2 separate regions of the Homo sapiens genome follow, and region 1 is linked to region 2. Evidence: read pairs that join two places in POLR2A ChIA-PET (ENCODE). Cell type or tissue: PC-9. All regions are shown on one strand. Each heading gives the region's core, and the rest is flanking DNA. Links, peaks and the distances in the headings are about the cores only.

Region 1 (9,234 bases), core at 2,792-5,291, 86 kb before region 2:
CTGAGCATTCTTGAAAGAAGCTGTCACCAGGCAGGCTGTGCTTCCCTGGGAGCGCACAGATGGGAGGGAGAGAGAAAATTCTCTTCACAAAGAAACCCAAGCTGGGGAGGCAGGTGAGTGAAAACCAGAGAGATAGAAGGTGAGATGACTCAGGTGTTGCTGTGGTCCTGGCCCAAGCACAGGGCAGCAGGGGAGAGGTGCCCTGAGGCTGGATCTGGGGCCATGGGCCCTCGGGTGGAGAACGTCCTCCTCAGAGCAAGCTGGAGCCACTGGCCTCAGAGGTCTTCAGGGCCCAGGATGGTGGCGTCTTCTTCCCTCTGGCTCCCCTTCACTGGGCCCATGTAGTCCCCACCTTCATGCATCCTGGGGAATGGGGAACTGGAATGGCTCCCATGAACTGGAATGGCCAGCCTCCCTCAGCAGTAAAATAGTCTCTTGTGCAAGGATTAAATGGCATATAATACATAAAATACACCTTGCCTGGCACACAGTGGCACTAAGTCATGTCAGTGCCTTGCCCCACACCCCTGGTGGGCACCATCCCTGCAGATTTTCCCATGGTCACTTCTTCTAGTGAAGTCGGAGTACACAGAGAGCCTCTTTGCGTGGGGCTCCATGGAGGAAGAGGGATGCAGAGGGCTTGAGACCCCTCGCCCTGCCCAGGAGGGGTGAGTGACTCTTGCACCTGTACCTTATCCAGTTTGGGAAGTCCCTTCACTTCCCTTGGCCCCTATTCACCCCTAGCTCCTTCTCAGCCAGCCTCCTCCAGCCCAGCCCTCCTGTCCCTGGAAACTCCTCCAGGCTCCTGCCCTCCTACAGCAATCGCACCCCCCACCATGTCCCAGAGCACAGTCTCTGGGCTGCTCCCTTCCATCCTGGAGGTCCTGCAGTGTGTGGTCTAGGGCCAGGTCCTCAATCACTGCGCCTTGTTTCCTCATCTATTATTCCCTTATCGTTACTCTTCCCTGGAGATACAGGAGGGGAAATGTTGTGCTCATCAAATAGTCACTGAGTTCCAGAGGGGTATAGGAAGCCCATTTATTAGGCCACACTGTCCTTTTAAAATTTCTACCTCCAGCCGGGCACAGTGGCTCACGCCTATAATCCCAGCACTCTGGGAGGCTGAGGTGGGAGAATCGCTTGAGCCCAGGAGTTTGAGACCAGCCTGGGCAACATGGAGAAACCCCGTCTCTACTAAAAATAGAAAAATTAGCTGGGCATGGTGGTACGTGCCTGTAGTCCCAGCTACTTGGGAGGCTGAGATGGGAGGATCATCTGAGTCTGGGACGTGGAGGTTGCAGTGAGCTGAGACTGCACTACACCACTTCACTCCAGCCTGAGCCACACAGTGAAACTCTGTCTCAAATAAAATACAATAATAAAATAAAATAAAATAAAATTCCCTAACAAGAGCCTGATCACCAGGTGGCCTGTTTACAGGAGACCAGCCCCATGGCAGCATGTCTGTGAAATGGTAGATTTTGTGTGGTCAGAAGGATGTTTAAGCTGTCAGGTAAAGTTAAAAGAGCTTGAAAGACTGGGTGAGGTAGCTCATGCCTGTAATCCCAGCACTATGGGAGGCTGAGTCGGGCGAGTCACTTGAGGCCAGGAGTTCAAGACCAGTCTGGCCAAAGAACTTTGGTAGAGACGGGGTTCCGTAGAGATGGAACCCCATCTCTACCAAAAATACAAAAAGTAGCCGAGCATGGTGGCACACACCTGTAGTCCCAGCTACTTGGGAGGCTGAAGTGGGAGAATTGCTTTAACCCAGGAGGTGGAGGTTGCAGTGAGCAGAGATTGTACCACTGCACTCCAGCCTGGGGGACAGAGCGAGACCCTGTCAAAAAAAAAAAGAGCAAGGAAAGAACCATGTGTTACAGCACCACCTCTTCGGCTGAACATTGTCTTTAACAGACACACATGTATACATATACACTAGCGTGGGCATGACATTTTTTTCTGGCAGGCTACCTGAGAAACTATTAAGCGGTCACCTTCAATGAAAGGTTGGGAAAAGAGGGGAGAGTTTTATCTTCATTTTATACTTTTTGTTTGACTTTCCTACCATGTGAATATATTGTTATTATTTTTTATTATATTTTATTTTTGAGACAGAGTCTCGCTCTGTCGCCCAGGCTAGAGTGCAGCGGCGCAATCTCGTCTCACTGCAACCTCTGCCTCCCGGATTCAAGCAATTCTGGTACCTCCCGGTAGCTGGGATTACAGGCATGCGCCACTACGCCCGGCTAATTTTTGTATTTTTGTAGAGACAGATTTTCGTATTTTTGTGGAGACAGATTCTCGTCATGTTGGTCAGGCTGGTCTCAAATTCCTGACCTAATGATCCGCCTGCCTCGGCCTCCCAAAGTGCTGGGATTACAGGTGTGAGCCACTGCACCCAGCCTGTTATTATTTTTTAAATGTCCAACAGATATTATCTGAGTGCTTGGGATGAGGGGCCTTTCTGTTCTTTTTCTGTGGTGTCAAAGAAGAAAGAGGTAATGGAAGTTGGCAGGAAACAGCTATGGGTTTGTTGGGTCTTGCTGTTGGGGGCAGGGCCTGGCTGCGGACAAGAGGCTGAAAGGCCCAAGGACCCCAGAAGGGGATGGAGGAGTCACTGCATGGGGTGGGGGTCCTGCCCAGCCACCCACTGGCTGGGCAGCCTCTGAGGGGCCTGGGTGGGGCCTCAGGCTTTGGAGCGCTCTCTCCCTGTTGAGCTAAGCCTCCCAAAGCACCAGCTCCTTTACTCAGGGGGCACGAAACAAGACCTCTGTCTGTGTGCCTGAGGTTTGCCCACAGTTTGCATGTCCCCCCACTGCCTGTCCTCTTCCTGAGCCTCTGGCCGTGGCCTGTGGCAGATGGAAGGCGGAGGTGAAGGAGATCTCAGGCCAGGGGCTCTCTGATGAGTCTTGCCATGTCTGCTCACAGCTGCCTCCCTCCATTCCTGTGGCAGATGACCGGGCAGGAGCCACACCTTGCTGGCTACTCCTGGAGGGCCTGGGGATGCCCAGGGCTGCAGGGGTGCAAAGATGACACCCCACATATCCCCATGGTCGGGCCAGACAGGCTCCCTAGGTTGCCATTGCTCCTGGCCCAGCCCCAGATGGGGCAGGCTGTGGTTTCTGGGGTCAATCACCCCTGCACTGACCACCACGCCAAGCCATGCCCCTCATCCCTAGTGGACAGAGACCTCCCCATACATCCCTGAGGCGGGAAAAGTGCTGTGAGCTCCATTTCACAGGCTGAGAAACTGAAGGCCAGGTTGGTAAAGTGACTTGCCAAGGACATGGTGAGCTGGTGACAGCATAGAGCCTGAGAGCCAGGTGTCTCTCCATCCTGGTGCTCGCCCCTTAAGGGCGGGCTGATAAGAAATGAAGTTAATAGGATCTCAGGATTATGTGAGGAAAAGCCTGCCCTAAAAGTGACCCGCAGCCTGTGATCCCAGCACTTTGGGAGGCCGAGGCGGGCGGATTGCTTGAGCTCAGGAGTTTGAAACTAACCTGAATAACATGGTGAAACCCCGTCTCCACAAAAAAAAATGCAAAAATTAGCCGGGTGCGGTGGCAAGCGCCTGTAGTCCCAGCTGCTCAGGAGACTGAGGTGGGAGGATCACTTGAGCCCGGGAGGTAGAAGCTGCAGTGAGCCAAGACTGTGCCACTGCGTTCCAGCTGGGGCTACAGAGTGAAACCCTGTCTCAAAAAAAAAAAAAAAGAAAGAAAGAAAGAAAGAAAACTTATGTCTGCTGCACAAAAAACTGCACACAGATACTTATAGTAGCTTTATTCATAATTGCCAAAACATGAGCATAACCAAGATGTCCTCCAGTAGTTAAGGGAGAAATAAATTGCGGGACATCCAGACAATGAAATATTATTAAATGCTAAAAAGAAATGAGCTATTGATTGGGCGTGGTGGCTCACACCTGTAATTCCGGCACTTTGGGAGGCCAAGGCAGGCGGATCACCTGAAGTCAGGAGTTCGTGACCAACCTGGCCAACATGGCAAAACCCCATCTCTAATAAAAATACAAAAATTAGCTGGGTGTGGTGGTGCGTGCCTGTAATCCCAGCTACTAGGGAGGCTGAGGCAGGAGAATCATTTGAATCCAGGAGGCAGAGGTTGCAGTGAGCTGAGATTGCGCCACTGCACTCCAGCCTGGGCAACAGAGTGAGACTCCATCTCAAAAAGAAAAAAAAAAGAAATGAGCTATCAAGTCATGAAAAGACATGGAGGAAAAACTTCAGTGCATATCACAAAGTGAAAGAAGGCAATCTGAAAAGTTACGCATGCTGTATGATTTCAACTATATGACATTTGGGAAAAGGCAAAACTATGGAGACAGTAAAAAGATGATCGGTAAAAAGGTGGTCCTCTGGGGCTGAGAAGAGGGAGAAATGGGTAGATGGAGCACAGAGGATTTTAGGGCAGTGAAACAACAGTGTATGATGTCATTATACATTTGTCCAAACCCACAGAATATACAAGGCCAAGAGTGAGCCCTAATGCAAACTATGGACTTTGGGTGATACTATGTGTCAATGTAGGTTCATTGATTACAACAAATGAACCACTCTGGTGGGAGATATGGATAATGGGGGAAGAAGGAGGTATATGAGCATTCTATAGTTTCTGCTCACTTTTGCTGAGAAGCCAAAACTCTAAAAAAGAAAGCCTTTTTTTTTTTTTTTTTTTTTTTTTTGAGATAGGGTCTTGCTCTGTCATGCAGGCTGGAGTGCAATGGCATGATCACGGCTCACTGCAGCCTCACCCTGTCAGACTCTAGTGATCCTTCCCACCTCAGCCTCCCAAGTAGCTGGGACTACAAGTATGCACCACCACACTGGGCTACTTTTTGTATTTTTTGTAGAGACCAGGTTTCCCAGGCTGGTCTCAAACTCTGGGGATCAAGTGATCTGTCCACCTTGGCCTCCCAAAGTGCTGGGATTACAGACATGAGCTACTACACCTGGCACAAAGTCTATTTTTAAAAAAGTGACCCAGGAGCAAGGGTTCCAAAGAGCCCCTCTTGACCCTCTCCCCAAGGCCCTTTCTGGTCCATGCCAGCGGGGAGGTGGGTTAAGGGATGCTCAGCTCCTTCCCAGCATGAGGAAGTGAGACAGGCTTTGGTCGGCTCCCAGTGTTGGGGGCTGCAAGACAGCAGGCCCATCTTCACCCCTCTCATCTCCCCTCACACTTCCTGGAGGAGCCTCAAAGGTCCTTGGCCGTTGGCTCCCTTCTCCCCAGCTTCCTGTTTGGGTTCCACAGAGAGGTTTGGCCGTTTCTGCAGCTGAACTGGGAGCCAGTTGAACTGGTGAGAGGGAGGACACTTGCTGGGGAGTGGGTTGAGGGGCTGCCAGTCCAGGGGGCAGCAGCTGGGGGTTGGTTGGAGCCTCAGCTAAAATCATTTGGAGGCTCAAATCCTCAGGCCTGGAGCCTTTAAGACCTCAGTTAGTTCAGCCTCTACCTGGATGCAGCACATATTGGGGTTGGGCCGCTGAGCCGTAGACATCACCTTAGCCTGCTACAGCCGTACAGGCACCTTCTTACTGGTGTGACTTGAGCAGTCCACTTTGTCCAGCCAAGCCCCAGGTTCACCATCCGTGAATTCCCACTCCGTAGGCACACAGGCTGGTAATCAGCACTTACTGTTATGGCAGATGGAGCCCATACTTTGGACACATCAGAAGACAGGAAACCCAGCCTGTCCCCTACTCCTTCCTACCTGCCTCTTACCCTCTGCTCCTTGCGGCCCCTCACACCGCAAACTTGATCCTAGCTCCAGACCTGCCAGGGGTCTTGGGGAGTAGATGACAGGCCCGCCCTCAGAAAACCCAGGGTGGTTCAGGCTAGAGACAGACATACTTTGCTAAGTGGTCACTCGAGGTAGCAGCGTGGGAAGGCTGAGTTTCAAGGAAAGATTCTTAGGGAAAGAGTGTTTCAGCCAGGCATGGTGGCTCACGCCGATAATTCCAACACTTTGGGAGGCCAAGGTAGGAGGATCACTGGAGCCCAGGAGTTTGAGACCAGCCTGGGCAATATACTGAGGCCCTGTCTGTACAAAAATTTTTGAAACTTAGCCAGGTGGTACACACCTGTGGTCCCAGCCACTGGAGAAGCTGATGTGGGAGAGGTGGGAGGATCACCTGAGCCCACCAGGAGGTTGAGGGAGCCACGATGGCACCACTGCACTCCAGCCTGGGCAACAGAGGAGATCTTGTCTAAAAAAAACAAAGAAGAGAGTCTCAAGTCAGTTGTTTCAGAGTGAGTGGAGATAGCCCAGCACAGAAAGCTGGGCAAGGGGGCCGGGTGCGATGGCTCATGCCTGTAATCCCAGCACTTTGGGAGGCCGAGGCAGGTGGATCACCTGAGGTCAGGAGTTCAAGACCAGCCTGGCCAACATGACAAAACCCTGTCTCTATTAAAATACAAAAATTAGCTGGGCATGGTGGCGAGCGCCTGTAATCCCAGCTACTCCAGAGGCTGAGGCAGGAGAGTCACCTGAACCCAGGAGACGGAGGTTGCAGTGAGCTGAGATTGCGCCACTGCATTCCAGCCTGGGCAACAGAGCAGGACTCCGTCTCAAAGAAAAAAAGAAAGCTGGGAAAGGGGATCCCATTAGCAAATACCCAGAGGTAAGGCGGGTACCTGATGTGGACAGGCTCCCACTCATCCTGCCTCCTCTACTCTACTCCCTGGGATCCAAGACTGGCCAAAGGCCTCAGGTGCCCTGAGGTATCAGCAGGATCACAGTCCCTGCAGGTCCTGGCTCTGTCTGCCCCCACCAGGAAGCAGGCTCACCAGGTGAGCAGAGGCTGAGGTCACTGTAGTGCTTGCTGGCTACAGGGAGGGGATTGGGCCTGACTCACAGGGCCCACAGGACACAGCCCTCCAGCTGTGGCTGGGAAAGGACGGCCCTGCCCCCAGGGAGGCCACACCACATACCCTGGAGCCAGGGAGGGAGGACGGCACTGCAGGGGCTGCCGCCAGAGGGGCATGCCCACGTGGGCCCCACCTCAGCAAGGCTATTTACAAATAGGAAAGGCAACGCCTTCCTTCAGTGGAGTGTGTTGGGGAGAAGCTTCTCTTTGTGGGTGCACAAAGGGATGTTTGGGAGTCGGAACTCTGCAGGGTTGGGGTTAGGAGTAGAGAGGTACCCAGCTCCTGCTTCTCCAGCCCCAGCACAGCTACATCCTCCTGCCGCTGCTCCTAGGAAGGGTCCCAGGAAAGGAGAGTGTGAGCCCAAAGTGTGGGCTGGCCCCTGGCACCACGGTGCCCTGGCAGAGAACTGCCTCCCTCAGGAGATGAGGGCCTTCCGGGGCCAGCTGCTTGGCCTCCCCCTTTAGAATGGGGCCTCCTGGGGGCGGAAGCCGAGTCTTCTTCCAAGACAGAACCAGGGGCTCTCCTTCTTTCCGTTCTCCATGTCCCCTGGCAGTTCTGTGCCCATTTTCTCTGGTGACATATGGCCTGGGCCCGTGATGTCAAAGGGTCTCTGCTTCTTTTCCTTGGACTGTAGGGCTGGCCATCCCACGCCAGACCTTCTCCCTGGTCCATGAGGGTTTGGAGGGGAGGTAGGGCTGAGGAACGGTTGATGGGAGGAGAAGAAGGCAGGGCTGATACATAATTTGTGGAGTCCAGTCTAAAATGGAAAGTCAGGGCCCCGTGGTGGCTCACACCTGTAATCCCAGCACTTTGGGAGGCCAAGGCAGGCGGATCGCTTGAGGTCAGGAGTTCAAGACCAGCTTGGCCAACATGGTGAAAACCCATCTCTACCAAAAATACAAAAATTAGCCAGGCATGGTGGCATACACCTATAGTCCCAGCTACTTGGGAGACTGAGGCACGAGAATTGCTTGAACCCGGGAGGCTGAGGTTGCAGTGAGCCAATACCGCGCCACTGCACTCCAGCCTGGGCAAGGGATCGAGACTCTGTCTCAAAAAAAAAAAAAAAAAAAAAGGAAAAGAAAAGAAAAAAAGAAAGTCAGGGCCCCTTGCCCTTGCTCAAAATTTTTAAATTCCAGGATGACATTAACAGAGCATTAAACCAACCATGGGGCTGCATAGGTCACTGTTCATGAAGCCAGCCCTGCAGGAGAGGGCAGGTGTTCCAGAATCAGGGCCCTTGGTGGGGAAAGGAAAGGAGGTTGGAGCAAGGACCCAAGGTCCCTGCTGGACCCCCAGAAAACAAGGGAAGTGAGGCTGATGAGGCTGGATGGCACCAGATGCAGAGGGTCCTGAACACTCAAACTTGACCCTGATCCTAGAGGTAGACACTGAAGATTCCTGAGCCACAGGGAAGTGGGCCAGGGAGGCTGGGTCAGGGCAGCAGAGACATTAGACCTGGGAGGGCCTTCGAAACTCATCTGCTTGCCCTTTCCTGAAGAGGAGACTGAGGCCCAGAGAGGGACCAAGACCCGCCCAAGGTCACCCGGCAAAGGGTGCAGAGCTGGGCCAGAGCCCTGGCTGCCTAGAATCTTGTCTCAGGTTGTGCGGCGAATTAAGTTGAGAGCTGATGTGCAGGGTAGGAGGGCAGCTGGTGCTGGGCCTCTGGTGTCTGTGTTCACCTAAGGAGTAGGACCCACCCTCCCAGCACCTCTGAGCCGGCACTTTCCTTTCCTGGGTGCTCTTCTCCTCTGGCCCTGCCTCAGGGTTTCCTGTGTCCCTCTCACTTGGGGTCCATCCTCTTGCTTCTCTGCTGCCTTCCATACTTGGCCCAGGAGCGGAGCCTCACTAGGCATCTGGACTTTTGGAAAATTCCTGCCCCACCCCCTACCCCACTGCCAGCCTGGCCTTCAGGGGCACTGAGTGGGGGACCCTGTGACAAGAAGATAGCCAAAGGCCGGACGCGGTGACTCCCGCCTGTAATCCCAGCACTTTGGGAGGCTGAGGCGGGTGGATCACCTGAGGTCAGGAGTTCGAGACCAGCCTGACCAACATAATGAAACCCCATCTCTACTAAAAATACAAAAAATTAGCTGGGCATGATGGCGGGCGCCTGTAATCCCAGCTACTTGGGAGGCTGAAGCAGGATAATCACTTGAACCCAGGAGGCGGAGGTTGCAGTGAGCTGAGATGGTGCCATTCCACTCCAGCCTGGGCAACAACGGTGAAAGTTCATCTCAAAAAAAAAAAAAAAGAAGGCAGCCAAGGCCCACAAGGTTCCTCCAGGCCCCAGCTACCCTATTTCCTCTAGCCTGCCCCTGTAATGTAACCAGATGACCTGTCGCCTCCCTATTC
Region 2 (9,234 bases), core at 2,587-5,086:
CATTTTTAGTTTAAAATTTATGTTGAGGCCGGGCGCAGTGGCTCACGCCTATAATCCCAGCACTTTGGGAGGTCGAGGCGGGCAGATCACGAGGTCAGGAGATCAAGACCATCCTGCCTAACACGGTGAAACCCCGTCTCTACTAAAAATACAAAAAATTAGCCGGGCGTGGTGGCAGGCCCCTGTAGTCCCAGCTACTCTGGAGGCTGAGGCAGGAGAATGGCGTGAACCCGGGAGGCAGAGCTTGCAGTGAGCCGAGATCATGCCACTGCACTCCAGCCTGGGTGACAGAGCGAGACTCCATCTCAAAAAATTATGTTAAAAAATGTATTAATATATGTATGAAAAGTATAAATATGTGACTACACTTATCATCATATGATAATCTGCCTTTACAAAATGGGACACTTTATCAGATGTCAGGAATTCATATTAGGGCTTGCTGAATGCATGAATGATGTTGAGAATTCTGTGATCTCTAACACATTTCAGAAGTGCTGTACTGGTCTGTGAGATACTTGAGGACAAGAGTCAGGAGTAGTGTCCCCTCATATCTTGGGGTGAACTGTTATATTGGTGGCTCCCAGTGAATAATATCTTTTGGCATTCATGCCCTTGTATCGTTGTCTTCCCCTCACGGGCTTGAGCATGTAACTTGCTGTGGACAATGTAACATTGATAAGCATGATGCAAGTATAGATCTAATAAGCACTTGCTTCTCCTCTTGCGGCTTGTTCTATTGGAATGCTCTCAAGGAATCTAGCCACCTAGCTGAAAAGAAGTGTGGGTAGATTCATGAATGATGAGACAGCACATGGAGACAGAGAGGCCATGTGGAGGAGCTAAGGCATCAGATATTTTAGTGCAGCCATTTTGGACTTTCTAGGCTAACTCAGTTGAATAAGTGGCACTAAGATGCCACCTGGAGCAGAAGAACCAACCAGCTGAGCCCTACCCAAATTCCTGATCCGCAAAATCATGAGAAATAATAAATCATTGCTGTTTTAAGCCACTACATTTTGGTGTGATTTGTTACACAGCAATAGATAACTGAGATACTAGTAATATGTGTGTAGTAAATGTGTATGAAATGACTGAATGGCAAATCACAATTCTAGCCCTGGTGCTAATCTCTTACATTGGTCTTGGATACTCATTAAGCCTTGATCACATCTATCTTCTGGTATGATTCCTATGATGGTTAATCTTATGTGTCAACTTGACTGGTTCATGAAGTGTCCAGATATTTGGTCAAACATTATTCTGGGTGTTTTATGAGGGTGTTTTTGAATGGGATTAACATTTAAATCTGTAGACTAAGTAAAGCAGATTGCCCTCCATGATGCAGGTGGGCCTCATCCAATCAGTTGAAAGTTTAAATAGAACAAAAGGTTGACCCTGCCCTAAATAAAAGAGAATTCTGCCTGACAAACCTAAAATTGGAACATCAGCTCTTCCTGATTCTGCAGTAGCCTGCTGGCCTTCACATGGAAACTGGGACATTGGCTCTACCGATTTTGAACTTGCCACCCTCCATAATTGCTTGAACCAATACCTCATACTCTCTCTCTCTCTCTCTCTCTCTCTCTCACACACACACACACACACACATGTTCCTTGACTTATGATGGGGATATATCTCAGTAAACCCATCGTAAGTTGAAAATATCATAAGTCAAAAATGTACTGAATACACCTAACCTACCAAACATCACAGCTTGGCCTGCCTAATGTAAATGTGCTCGGAACACTTACATTAGCCTACAGTTGGGCAAAAATCATCGGGCAATACAGTAAACTGTAGAATATCAGTTATTTAACCTCATAATTGTATGACTGACTGGGAGCTGCAGCTCACTGCTGCTGCCCAGCATCATGAGAGAATATCATACCACATACCGCTAGCCCAGGAAAAGATCCAAACTGAAAATTTGAAGAATGGTTTCTACTGAATGTGTATTGCTTTTGCACTATCATGAAGTGAAAAACATCATAATTCTGAACCATCATAAGTTGGGGACCATCTATGTATACATAGGAGATGTATATATCTCCTATAGGTTCTGTTTCTCCAGAGAACCCTGACTAATATAGATTTTGCTACCAAGAGTGGATGCTACTATAACAAATACCTAAAAATGTGGAAGTGGCTTTGGAATTAGGTAATGGGCAAAGACTGAAGAGTTTTGAGGTGCATGTTAGAAAAAGCCTAGAATGCCTTGAAGAGACTGTTGGTAGAAATACAAACATTAAACGTGATTCTGGTGAAGGCTCAGAAAGGAAAGAGTTGTAGAAAAAGTTTCTATCATCTAAGAGAATACATATATCATCATAAACAGAATGTTGGTAGAAATATGAACATTAAATGTACTTATGGTAAGGTCTCAGAAATGAGGAGCATGATGTTGGAAACTGGTAAAAAGGCAATCCTTGTTATAAAGTAGTAAAGAACTTGGCTGAATTGTGTTCAGTCAAGGTAAAACTTGGGAGTGATGACCTTGGATATTTAGCACAGGAGATTTCTAAGCAAAGTGGTGAAAGTGTAGCCTGGTTTCTCCTTACTGCTTATAATAAAATGCAAGAGGAAAGAGATAAGTTGAAGGAATTGTTATGCAAAAAGGAACCAGAATTTAAAGATTTGGAAATGCTCAGCCTGTCCATATTTCAAAAAGAGAGAAAACACGTTTCTCTGCTTGGTGCAAATACCAAAGGCCTGTCTGGACAATCACTCCATAAAAAGATTCCCACGAACTTAATCAACCATCTCAGTTGAAGCCAGGAATAGAGATGGGATTATATTAGCAGAAACACTTCCAGCTGGGACTAAAGAAAACAGAGAAAATGGAACAGAATGAAAGAAGGCTGTTGGACTTCTGGGATTCTACAGGACAGGACAATAGAGTTATCCAGCTTTGAACATACGTTATCCTTCAAGAAAAGGGAAGAATGACCCCTGAAGACAATTTGGAGATTATCAGGGCTGCCATTCACACCCCAGGCCCAGGGGCTTGGTTGTTTTTTCCTGCTTTCAGAGAGCGGGGCCACCTTCTTGGTTTCAGTGGGCCGAAATGTTGCCCAGTGCCTCAGGGGCAAGGTGACTAGCAGAGCTGCAGAATGGGATCTACCACCTAGGGTGGTGGGGGTGATGAAGCTGCCCCAGTGGGCACAGCATTCAGCCAAAGAGGATTATTCATTATTTTTTGTTTTTTTGAGACAGGGTCTCCTTCTGTCACCCAGGCTAGGATGCAGTGGTGTGATCATGGCTAACTGCAACCTTGACCTTCTGGGCTCAAGCAATCCTCCTGCCTCAGCACCCCTACCCCCGAGTAGCTGGGAATACAGGCATGCACCACCATACCTGGCTAATTTTTGTATTTTTTGTAGAGACAGAGTTTCGCCATGTTGCCCAGGATGGTCTTGGACTCCTGAGCTCAAGTAATCCTTCTGCCTTGGCCTCCCAAAGTGCTGGGACTACAGCCTAATGGATTGCAGATCTAATGGAATTTTCCTTGCTAGGTTTTGGATTTGTTTGGGATCCATTGCCCCTTTCTTCTTTCCAATTTCTCCCTTTTGGAATAAGGATGTCTATTCTATGCCTCCCCACCATCGTATTTTGGAAGCACATAAGCTTGTCTGGTTTCATAGGTTCACAGCTGGAGAGAATTTTGCCTCAGGATGAAACATACCTCAAGTCTCACCCATACCTGGTTTAGATATTCAGTGAGACTTTGGACTTGGAATTGATGTTGGAATGGGTTAAAACGTCTGGGGTTGCTGGGATGGGCTGAATGAATTTTGCATGAGAGAAGAACATGAATTTTATGGGGCCAGAGGATGGAATGTCTTGGAGTAAATTGTATCTCCCCACCAGATTCACATGTGAAAGCTCTGACTCCCAGTGTGACCCTATTTGGTGATAAGGCCTTTGAGGAAGTAATTAAGGTTAAATGAGGCTGAGTGTGGTGGCTCATGCCTGTAATCCCAGCACTTTGGGAGGCGGCAGGCAGATCACTTGAGGTCAAGGGTTCGAGACCAGCCTGGCCAACATGGCTAAACCCTGTTTCTACTAAAAATACAAAAATTAGCCGGGTGTGGTGGGGCTTGCCCATGGTCCCAGCTATTCAAGAGGCTGAGGTGGGAGAATCTCTTGAGCCCGGGAGGCAAAGGTTGCAGTGAGGTGAGATGGCGCCACTGCACTCCAGCCTGGATGACAGAGTGAGACTTCATCTCAAAAACAAACAAAACAAACAAACAAAAAAGGTTAAATGAGGTTCTCAGTGTGGGGTCCTAATCTGATAAATTGGTGTCCTTATAGAAAAGGAGGAAGCGCCACAGCCCTCCTCTCTGCATGCATGCCCCGAGGGAAGAGACTGTGAGAGGGCACAGTGAGAAGGAGCAATTCAAGGAGAGAGGCCTTATCAGAAACCAACTCTGCTGGCATTTTCTTTTTTTTTTTTTTGAGACAGAGTCTTACTCTGTCCCCGGGTTTGGAGTGCAGTGGTGTGAACTCAGCTCACTGCAACCTCTGCCTCCTGGGTTTAAGTGATTCTCCTTCCTCAGCCTCCCGAGTAGCTGGAATTACAGGTGCCCACCACACCTGGCTAATTTTTTTGTATTTTTTGGTAGAGATGGGGGTTTCACCTGTTGCCCAGGCTGGTCTTGAACTCCTAAACTCAAGTGATCCACCTGCCTCAGCCTCCCAAAGTGCTGTGATTACAGGCATGAGCCACCATATGTAGCCCCGTGCTGGCATTTTGATCTTGGACTTCCAGCCTCCAGAAGTGTGAGAAAACAAATTCCTGTTTAAGCCACTCAATCTGTGCTATTTTGTTACGGCAGCCCAAGCAGACAAATACAATTCCCCACAGCAATTTGCAGAGGAGTCATGAAGACTTAGATTTCAATTCTAGCTTTCACTGATTCATTCATTCAGCCAATATTCAAGTTCTGCTATGTGCTGGACACTGTGTCTACTGATTTCCACATCCACTGGGTTTCAATGGTGAGCAAAATGCACATGGTTCTCGTCCTGAAGGAGCTTAAAATCATGTAAGGGAGACATATTCCTCAAATAATTACTCGAAGAGACATAAAATAATAGCAGCAATGAGTGCTCTAGGAGGATGTCTCCTAGTCAAGAGGTCAGGGAAAAGTTTTTGAAGAAGTGACACCAGACCTGAGATACAAAAAGGGTGATTAGGAGTCAACCAGGTGAAGATGGGGAGGAAGGGTGTTCCATGCAGAAGAAACAGCATGTGCAAAGAATGCTTCTACCAAGGAGGAAGCTGGTGGGTGTTCAGGGGACTGGAAGAAGGCTGCCATGACTGAAACGGAGAGAGGAGGAGCAGAGTGGGAGGGGCTCGAGAAGAGGCTGGATGGCACAGGCCGGGCAGACCATGCCCAGGTCTTTGTCATAAGAGCAGTGGGAAGCCATTGAGCTGGCTTAACCTGGGAGTTGGCATGGCTAGATTTGCATTTCCAAAAAGGTGCTCGAGGCTGCCATGGGGGTGAGCGTGGTGGAGTGGAAGAAGACTAGCATGGGGACTGGCAAGGATGCTCCTGCAGGATTCAGGAGAGGCATGCGGGGGCCTTGGACTAGGGTGGTGGCAACAGACATGGAGGAAAGGGCAAGATTGGAGAATGATTTATTAAGGCAAAAAACCGGACTTTGGTGCCCAATTGTCTATAGGAGGTGAGGACAAGAGAGGAGCAGGGATGACCTGAGGTTTCTGGGTTGAGTAGCCAGGTGGGTGGTGGTGCCATCTGATTATAGAGAGATGATGGGGAAGACCAAGTTAGGGCTGGGGGCCACTACTTACCAATTGCATGAACTTGGACAGGTTACTTTTAAGCCCCTATATGCTTCAGTTTGCCCATCTGAGATAAGTGATGTGAGATGATATTTGTAGAGGATCTGCTCAGAGCAGCTGCTCCTGCATATCAAGCTTCCTGATCTTTTCCTCTGTGAAGTAGCCTGGGCAGATGCTATTGTTCCATTTTTAAGGTTGAGGAAGCTGAGTCTGCAAGATTGGAATCTTGCCCAAATCCACATACTTTGAAACCAGGCTTATAGGCAGGTGGTGGGAGGAGCCTTCCCTCCCTGCCAGTCTGCCTTCAACATCAGCTCACAGAGCCTAAGAGCAGAAATTATTCATCCATAAGTTGCTCAGCCTTCACTGGAGGTCTGGTATGGGTGGGGAGGAGGGAACATTGTTCAGGTGAGAAATGCAATTAGGGGAGGGGACAGAGCAGTGTTGGAGTGAGCAGGGTGAAATTTAATTTTAAGCACCAAATTCATGTCGTAGCCAATTTCCCAAATGTGGGCTGCTCACAAAGTTTCTTTTTTCACTCACATAAAGGCTCAGATGCTGTGATTGGCAGGCAGCCTTCCTCTGAGTGGAGATTCAGGCACCCAGGCTCCTTCCACCTTATGGCTCTGCTGTCTCTAGGCCATGAGGTCAGGCAGCGGGGGAAAGAGAGGTGGATGAGGCACATCTGCCTAACATCCTTAGGCCAGAAGCGAGACACATTGTTTCTGCTCACACTCCACTGGCCACCCTGGATAGCAAGGGAGCTGGAACTGTAGTCTAGATGGGTGCCTAGGGAGAAGGGAAAGGGAGTTTTGGTGATAAGCTTCTCAGTCCTGCTGTAACAGGTCAGAGCTGATTTCTACATCCTAAATATTACATTCTGGAGCCTGGTAAAGAGAGACATATCTTCCTGGACAGGAACTTGAACTGCTCCAGGCCAGGCTCCCAGGGTCCATCTGGGACTAGGCCTTTTGGTCAAGGTGGAGGAGAGGGGACAGAAAGGCTGTCCAGGCTCTGCTGGGATTTCTCCAGGAGGGGACAGGACCAGCCTTGGGGTAAGCAAGCTGAAGGAACCAAGCTTGATCCCATGCACTGGCTGAATGGGTGGCAGGAAGGCTCCTTCTGGGTACACTTTTGTGAGCCACAGAAATAGCCTCTGGCCAAGGCCAATGGGGAATTTGTCCTAAGTTTCTGAAGAGAGTGGGCTGTGCAGAGCCAGTGAGCAAAGCCTCTTGTATTGCACATAATTACATGTTTGTGGACTGCCAGAGAGAGGGGCATTGTTGTGAACTTTACTTGGGTGGCCTCATTGAGAAGGGATATTTGAGCAAAGACATGAAGATGCTAAAACATGAGGATACTTCAGGAAGGGCAGAGGGAACAACAGGCGCCAAGTCCCTGTAGTAGGAGCAGGGGTGCTGTGTTCTGGACCCTTTGCCTTCATCCAGGCCAGAGATGATGGTAGTAGCAGTGGGTAAGAGAGAAGAAGTGGTTAGCTTCTGCATCTATTTGGTAGGTACCTCCCTCTTTCCTCCTGTACCTTTCTTGGTTTTCTAGGAGTGACTTGTGAAGACACACTGAAGTGTTTCTACCTCTGTGCCGTTTTATAGACTGTAAGCCCCATGAGGGCAGAGAATGGGCCTTACCCTTACAGTGGGCTCAGGCACAGCTTATCCCTAGCACCTGGTTAAACATGTCTGTGTCCTGAGTCATCAGATTTCCTGGGGCTGAGCCTGGGTGTATTGCTCATGATGAGAAAAGCTTTCCTGTGGCTCGGACACTCCTGTCCCTCTTCTAAAGGAACTGTCCTGTGTATCCAATCAAAGGAGATGGGGCTTCATTGTCTTTTTTTTTTTTTTTTTTTGAGATGGAGTCTCACTCTGTCACCCAGGCTGGAGTGCAGTGGTGTGATCTCGGCTCACTGCAACCTCCGCCTCCTGGGTTCAAGGAATTCCCCTGCCTCAGCCTCCCGAGTAGCTGGGATTACAGGCACGCACCACCACATCAGGCTAATTTTTGTATTTTTAGTAGAGACGGGGTTTCATCATGTTGGCCAGGCTGGTCTCGAACTCCTGACCTCAAGTGATCCACCCACCTCAGCCTCCCAAAGTGTTGGAATTATAGGCATGAGCCACTGCGCCTGGCCAGGCTTCAGTGTCTTGAGTACCAGAGAGTCACAGTCCATCCATTCTTCCCGGCCCTGCTGTGAAGTGCTCAGGAGCTCAACAGTGGACAAGTTCCTGGGTTCTGTTTTGTCCCTGATAACGCCTGCCTGCTGGTTTCCTGGGGAAGTGACGGGGGCACATATGGCTGTGCCCAGCAGGTATCCCTGGCCCAAATCAGCTTGGCCTGTGCTCAGGCAGGGAGTGTTGGGCTCTGCATTGCTCACTCATTGATGTCAGGAGGGACCCACAGGAGTGTCTTGAGCTTGGTTGTGGAGTGTCCATCACCCACAATGTGCAGCCTTTGTTTAACCTGGGCCCTTCCCTGCAACACCTCTTGCCCTCTGACTTTTGCAGAAACTTGGGTGCAACTGATATTTACGATCCAGCAGGCTCTCGATGTTTGGGAGGGCTCTGTCCACTGGCCTTCCATAAGCCCCACAGTCTTGAATGCAAAATGTTGGTGTGGGCTTCTGGCTTTCTCTCGAATGGTGTTTTCTTGAGAGTTATATGTCTCCTGTGCTCTCATGCCACAAATTAACTGCCTTTTCACTTTTCCCACAGGTTTTATCTCTCTTTCTGTGTGGCAGGGTCTTACAGTGTAGTTGTTAAAAGTGTGTGAACTGGCCAGGCATGTAATCTCAGCACTTTGAGAGGCCATGGTGGGCAGCTTTCCTGAGGTCGGGAGTTCAAGACCAGCCTGGCCAACATGGCGAAACCCCATCTCTACTAAAAATACAAAAATTAGCCAGGTGTGGTGGTGCGCACCTGTAATCTCAGCTACTTGGGAGGCTGAGGCGGGAGAATTCCTTGAACCCAGGAGGTGGAGGTTGCAGTGAGCTGAGATTGTGCCACTGCACTCCAGCCTGGGCGACAGAGCGAGACTCCATCTCAAGAAAAAAAAAAAGTGTGTGAACTTTGGAACTGGACAGATTTGAGTGGGCATTGCGGCTTCTGCTCTTACTGGCTGTGTTATGTCTGGCAAAGTCCTCTGAGTGTCAGTTTACTCATCTGTAAAACGAAGACAATTGCAGTATCTACCTAGTAGCTTGGTTGTGAAGCCTCATTGAGGTAGTAACATAATGTCTGGACCCACAATAAATAAGAACTATTATTACACTTAATGAAAACCCTACTGGGTGTGGTGGCTCATGCCTGTAATCCCAGCAATTTGGGAGGCTGAGGAGGGCAGATTGCTTGAGCCCAGGAGTTTGAGACCAGCCTGGGCAACATGGTGAAACTCTATCTCTGCAAAAAAAAAT

What was found. Peaks named below come from ENCODE experiments on the same cell type or tissue, not always from the same donor. Only the 100,000 strongest peaks of a DNase experiment are listed, where the experiment ranks them.
Region 1: POLR2A ChIA-PET joins it to region 2 with 7 read pairs; 9 of 35 experiments call an interaction of 5 or more read pairs at or near these places.

What each region holds. Positions count from the first base shown.
Region 1 is chr2:43,197,717-43,206,950 of GRCh38, reverse strand. No RefSeq gene overlaps it. Among named protein-coding and RNA genes, the nearest start is that of ZFP36L2, 24 kb to the left of the region's middle. In PC-9, for the core only: no CTCF peak of the experiment used is centred there; no DNase peak of the experiment used is centred there; H3K27ac peaks cover 390 bases.
Region 2 is chr2:43,111,199-43,120,432 of GRCh38, reverse strand. No RefSeq gene overlaps it. Among named protein-coding and RNA genes, the nearest start is that of LINC02580, 13 kb to the right of the region's middle. In PC-9, for the core only: no CTCF peak of the experiment used is centred there; a DNase peak (open chromatin) is centred at 3,812.